Regions from separate parts of the Homo sapiens genome. Here region 2 is linked to region 1. A link is a contact called in ENCODE Hi-C or POLR2A ChIA-PET data. All regions are on one chromosome and are shown on one strand. The core of a region is the stretch at or near the end of the contact, and the rest is flanking DNA. Distances in the headings are between cores, read along the strand shown. Region 1 overlaps PANX1 (pannexin 1). Region 2 has its middle 8.4 kb from the start of SRSF8.

The links. A loop is a pair of places that touch in the nucleus more often than their neighbours do. ChIA-PET counts read pairs that join two places held with the same protein, here RNA polymerase II (POLR2A). Pooled maps may share reads with other maps.
Region 2: a map of ascending aorta shows a loop between it and region 1 (4-fold over the local background). The contact joins two enhancer-like sites. A Hi-C loop is called at or near these places in 3 of 168 maps with a recorded cell type or tissue (CD8-positive, alpha-beta T cell, ascending aorta and gastrocnemius medialis), 1 of 37 single-sample maps with no recorded cell type and 8 of 50 pooled maps. POLR2A ChIA-PET finds 5 or more read pairs at or near these places in 2 of 52 experiments (GM12878 and activated T-cell).

What each region holds. Positions count from the first base shown.
Region 1 is chr11:94,139,703-94,142,838 of GRCh38, forward strand. The region is part of intron 1 of PANX1 (pannexin 1); the gene reads left to right. Among named protein-coding and RNA genes, the nearest start is that of PANX1, 12 kb to the left of the region's middle. Within about 2 kb of position 1,694, at least 4 of the 41 ENCODE cell types and tissues checked have a DNase peak (open chromatin) inside an H3K27ac peak, as active enhancers do.
Region 2 is chr11:95,073,753-95,076,871 of GRCh38, forward strand. No RefSeq gene overlaps it. Among named protein-coding and RNA genes, the nearest start is that of SRSF8, 8.4 kb to the left of the region's middle. Within about 2 kb of position 1,282, at least 19 of the 41 ENCODE cell types and tissues checked have a DNase peak (open chromatin) inside an H3K27ac peak, as active enhancers do.

The DNA.
Region 1 (3,136 bases), core at 444-2,943:
CATGCCTGCATAGAAACCCAGGGAGAGGGTTCCGAGGGCATCCACGTTACATCCACGCTGGGAGGGTTGTGCATCCCAACTCCATGGGGACAGAAGCTCCTTCACTCAGGACCCTTCTGAACCTCGCTCTGTGTATCTCTTTACCTGTCTGTTCATTTGTATCCTTTAAAAGATCCTTTTTCGTAAATTGCCAATAGTAAGTAAAGGGTTTGCCTTAGTTTGTAAGTCACTCTAGCAAATGAATGAACCATAGGAAGGGGTTGTAGGAATCCTCAATTTATAGCTGGTTGGTCAGAAGTTCTATTACTGCTGTTCTTGTAATTGTGGGAAGCTGTAATAAATAATGGATGGGCTAAATAGAGTAGAAATGCTTTGAAAAAGATTACAACTTCCAGATCGGTTCAGAAAGTGGTGAATATTTCAGTATGAAGGATAAATAGGCTATACATGGACTTGGTGCTTCAGCTAATGAGACAGGCCCATTCATGGGTACCCCATGGCTGTCCTGGGGTGCTCACTGCATCAGCCCCAGGAGGTCCCCTCACCTTACTGCTGGTGTGGCAGTGGAGGGAGTTTTCCAGGTTAATTTTAATTTGCCAAATGTCTATATATGTCGAAGTTCAGACAGTAAGAGGAAACATTAAAGCCCTGCCCTTTTTTATGGACACACCTCAATCTCAGTTTCTTCCCCAGAGGTAACTACTGTTCCTGTTTAGTGCATATTCTTTTACAGTGCTCATTTTTTTGCAGTTTGCTCATTTATCTTTAATATGTCCCAGAGATATCTTCATGTTAGTGCATGCAGATCTGCCTCATCTTTTTAAATGTGCCACAATTTTCCATCATGTGACTATACCTCAATTCATTTAACCGTCTGTTTATGGGCTAGTATGTTCATTCCACTTTTTCCTACTACAAACAGTGGTTTAATGAACATCCTTGCATGTGCTTCTTTGTGCAGAATGTGTTTCTCTAGAGCCGTGGTTCTCAAACATTTTGGTCTTAGGACCCCTTTACACCCTTAAAATTTCTTGAGAATTCCAAAGAGATTTTGTTGTCTATTGGTATTTATCATATTAGAAATTAAAACTGACAGACTTAAAAATATTTATTAATTGATTTAAAGTAAACCCATTACATGTTCAGGTATAACATATTTTTATGAAAAATAATTATAAAACAAAAACTTAGTAATAAGAATAGCATTATTTTCTATTTTTGAAAATCTACTTAATATTTCATTTCATAGTAGATGACTGGATTCTGGATTCTCATTCATTATGTTGTAATATCCCACATCAGTAGCCCCCAAAACTGCACTGCATACACTCATGAGAGAACGAGAGTAGAAAGGTAAGTAACAACGTAGTATCGTGAACATAGTTTTAATGTCGTGAACCTCCTGAAAAGGTCTCAGGTTTCAGGGTTTCCAGACCACATTTTGAGAACCGTTGTTCTAGTGGGGTTTGAAATCAGAGGGACAAAAGTTGTGCACATTTTAAATTTAAAAGACACTTTCAACTGCCTTCCAGAATACCAGTTTACACTCCCATCACCAATATAGGCCAACCCCGCCCTACTTCTTTACCAATGTTTAATACTTTCAGAGTTTTAAATTTGCCAATCTTAATGGTTAAAATGCCATCTCATTGTTTTAGCTTGTAGTTCCCTATTTACACTGGGATTTCATGAGACACACATTTCTGGGCTCACTGTGACACTTGGCGGTGTCTGGTGACTGCCCCCTCCCTCCCCAGTGCCCACCTTTTTCTTTGGCCTGGGATGTTTGATCCTAGAGAGACTGACAGGTCTCCGCTTGTTTTCCTTGGCTTATGAAATACCCCTTCCTTCTGAAATCCATCTTAACTATTTTTTAATTAATTTTTTTAAGCTAAAATGTTTTTTTCAAAAAACCCTAGTTGTTTCACTTCTGAGCCCTCTGTTTCCTGTTTACATTTAGTCAACTAGCAAATATTATTTATTAGGAAATGTGAATAATGATTAAGGCATGAGTTATAAAGCCAGACTTCCTGGGTTCCAATTCTGGCATGGCACACATTGACTGTGAGACCTTGGACAAGTTACAGAATTTCTCAGTGCCTAGCCTCCTTGTCAGTAAATGGGGCAGTAATAGAATTCTCACCTGTGTCACAGGGTGAGAATTAAATAAATTAGCGCTCGAAGCACTGGAACGGTGTCTGGTACGTAGGAAGCACTCAGCGCAGGTTAGCTGCTAAACATCCCCTAATCCTGTTTTGGCCCTTTGACAGGTGACGACCTGGGGCTGCTGGGGTTGGGGAATGTGTCTGGGGCACACAGAGTGGGGCTAGAGTGCATTGCTCTTTCCAGAGCCTGGGTTCTCAGGCACTGCTGTGTGCTCTCTGCCCCTTCCTGTCGTGTGTCTGCGGGACACAGGACTGCGTGGGGCAAGCTCACAGCCCAGCTCAGAAGCTGCTGGTTTGTGCTGGGTCTCCGGCTCTGCTGCCCTAGGATTATCTTCCCTACCCCTTGGATTCCTGCTGGGGAGGGTGCCTAGTCTGTTAAGCGCCACCACCAACCTCACCCTCAGTTCAGCACTGCAGCCTCAGCTGGTCATTAGGAACATGGGTGTATGGATTATAGTACCACTGGGGACTTGAAAACACAAAACACAGCTCCTCACCCTCACCTACCAAGCCCTCCTTGCCTTTACTCATAAATTTAAGTCTGGACTTCCCAGTCTGTCACCCCAGGATGTCCTTTATCTGACCCCAGCTTGACTGTGTGCTCCAGACACAGTGGTCTGCTTCCTGTCTTAAATGGGCTGTCAGCTTTAAGGACTCAGTGTTTTCTTGCGCTGTTTTCCAAGCCTAGGTTCCCTTCTCTCCTCCTTTGAGTACGAACATTTGTCATGGTTCAGTCATTACCCTTATGTGATTTGTTTTCATCTACAATAATTGGTGGTTTATATCCTTGGCTGCCTCCACTGGACTGTAAGCCCTTGGAGGGCTGAGACCAAGTCTTCTTTATCTTTGAATCCCTTGCATTGCATATGGTACCATGTACATAATAGCCCAGTGAATGCTTTTTGGGTTAAGCGCCACACAGTTGAGCTGAGTGCCTTAGGGAGAATACCTGTGCTCTGTTGCCCCGTGTA
Region 2 (3,119 bases), core at 32-2,531, 930 kb after region 1:
CCCCAGGTGATTCTAATATGCACTAAAGTTTGAAAACCACTGTTCTCCATAGGTTGCTGGTTCTCAACCAATTAAATCAGTATCTCTGGAAGTGGGACATAGGTATCAACACTATTTTTAAGTTCCCAAGCTGGGCGTGGTAGCGCATGCCTGTACTCCTAGCTACTCAGGAGGCTGAGGTGAGAGGATCCCTGGAGTCCAGGAGTTTAAGGCTGCAGTGAGCTATGAGTTTTGTGGGAAAATATTCTAAACCGTAACAAGGACCTATAATTACCATCTGAGACGGGAGTGGAAAATTAGTCTAATGACATTCAGACAAGAGCTTTGTAAGGTACTAAAATTGTTTGGTGTCTGTGTAAGCGTGTGAGTATATGTGTGTATTGACTTCTTCCCTGCAGCAGTAAGGAGTGAAGCCTTTGTTCTCCCTTTGGAGTAGCAAGGAAGTAGGCAGGTAGGGAGATTTTAACTCCCTCTTCCACCAGGATGGAAATTAAAGAATACGGTGGGTGAACATAGAAAGAGGTGAAGAAGATGGGCCGAGTCCCAGCCGCATACTACAGAGAAGAAAGGAGACTTGAGGAAGCCTGCTTGGGTTTAGAGGGGCCTGGGGAACTTAGTTACAACAAAGGCTCTGTGCTATTCCTCACTGGGTGCTGGAAAGGACATTCAGAGAGGGATTTCTCTTTTCACCGTATAACTAGAACTATGGATTAAGGTTCTGGATGTCGGGGAAAATGTCCACTGTTAGGGTACTGTGTGGGAGAAGCTCCGCCCACCTCGTATTAGGCCTCCTGATGTAAGATGGGCCACAGGTTAGTGGGTTAGGTAATGTCTCTGGGGACTGGAGCCTTGCCATTGGCCAAAGAAGACAATCAGTCCCTTAGGTGGTATTCAAAGGGTGGAGAAAACTCTGTTGTAACAACATCTGAGATAAAAAGTTAAAAAGGTTTCAGTAACTGTAGTGAAGGGCCCTATGAAAGCAGTTCATACTGCTGAACTAGATTCTCAGAGTGGCTGCCACAAAACAGAAGTGTTGAGATGAAGCTAAAGGCCAGTCCTGAAAGCATGCAGCTTTCTACTCCGAGTTCTCCCACTACTTTCCCCTCTGTTCCCCTGCATTTCTGCATCTTCCTGCCACTTGAGTCCTCCCACCAGTACATGAAGGGTCAAGAGGCCTGTGCCAAAGTGGTGACTGTGATGAACCAAGATAGATTTCCCTGGGCCCAAGCCACTCCTTATATTGGCACCCAGCTGTGCAGCAAGCTTCCCTGGCATGGCTCCAGAGCTGCCGAGGGTTTCCTTCCTCGCTATCAAAGAGAGGGTGACTCCCAGGAACGTGTGCCTCTGTTTGTCCATTACAAATGACCTTGCATCCTTGTTACGAGAAATTCCAGGAAGGCAATTACTCTGGATAGTAATAATGATTCTCTGTTAATTATTCCTTCCATCACCTCCTCCCTCACAGCCTCTTATTTTTCTTTTAATGGTGAAATAAATAAATGATGATGTGGTTTTGTGTTTTCCCTCTTGTCACAAACTCAGCCCATCCATTGGCATGCTGTGTATCATGTATACAAAGTTGATTCTGAAGCGTGATGTGTTTAGTAAAGCAAACCTTTCCCTTACTCACCACTTTTACCTTTCCAGCAGTTAGTTACAGAGGAAAACCGGATGTAGAGCCAGCTGAACAGCAATTGAATCTGGCCTTGCCACTTTGTGGTCATGTGACTTTCAGAAAAAAATCGTTGATTTTCTCTGAGCCAAAATTACAGTGCAGGATTTTTGTGAAGATATTGTGTGATGTAAATGTGACAGGCAAGTAGGAGGTGCTTGATAGATTTGAGCAAGAATTCTGTGCATTTATGCATTCTCCCTACCTCTAGGATAAGTCCGAGGGCAAGGACCTACTCTCATATCCTTTATTTCTGTGATGCTCAGTTATACCACTGTCCTCACCACCACTCCCACAGCCCTACCCATTACTTTTTTAATTAATGAGTTTTATTTTTTTAGAATAGTTTATGGCAAAACTGAGCAGAAGTTAGAGTTCTTCTATAGACCCTGTCCCCACATATGCATAGCCTCCCTCAGCAACATCCTCCACCAGAGTGGTGCATTTGTTACAGCTGATGAACCAATTGATGAACACACCATTATCACCCAAAGCTCATAGTTTATATTAGGATTCAGCCTTGGTGTTGCACGTTCTTTGAGTCTGGACAAATGACTTATAATGATAAGTATCCACTCTTATAGTATTATTCAGAGTAGTTTCACTGCCCTAAAACATCCTCTGTGTTCCACCCATTCATCCCTCCTTAACCTCTGGCAACCACTACTGTTTTTACTGCCTCTATAGTTTTGCCTTTTCTACAATGTCATATAGTTGGAATCACAGAGTATGTAGCCTTTCAGATTGGCTTTTTTCACTTAGTAATATACATTTAAATTTCCTCCATGTCTTGTGGCTTGAAAGCTCCTTTCTTTTTATTGCCAAATAATATTCCATTGTCTGAATGTATCGCAGTTCATTTATTCATTCATGTATTGAAGGACATCTTGGTTGCTTCCAAGTTTTGCAATTATGAATAAAAATGATGTAAACATTTATGTGCAGGCTTTTGTGTGGAGGAAAATATTCAGCTCATTTGGGTAAATACCAAAGAGCTTGCTTGTGGGATTACATGGTAAGAGTATGTTTAGTTTTATAAGAAACTGCCAAACTGTCTTCTATTACTTTCACTAGTAGGAAACTTCTTTTTTTCTCATGATCTACCCACGTATTTGTACAAAAGTTCACATATACTTATTTGCAAATTCCTCTCCTTGTTGTACTTGGCCTTGTTGCAATGCTGCCAGGGCAAGGTCAAGATTTCAAAAACAATCAGGAGCCAGAAGAGCCAACCTTTCTTCAGAACTCCTTCACTAGCTTATTGAGCAATCTTTCAGTAAATCATCTCTTTCCTCTGGCTCTCCACTTCCTTATTTGGGCAAAGGGAGCTCTTAGCTATTTGCACCTGTGCTAGAGTTGGCACACAACAAGTTCAGACCAAAGCAAACACAATTTGTGCTCAATAAATGTTGGCTATTATTACTTATAAGCCCACATTTGTAAGATG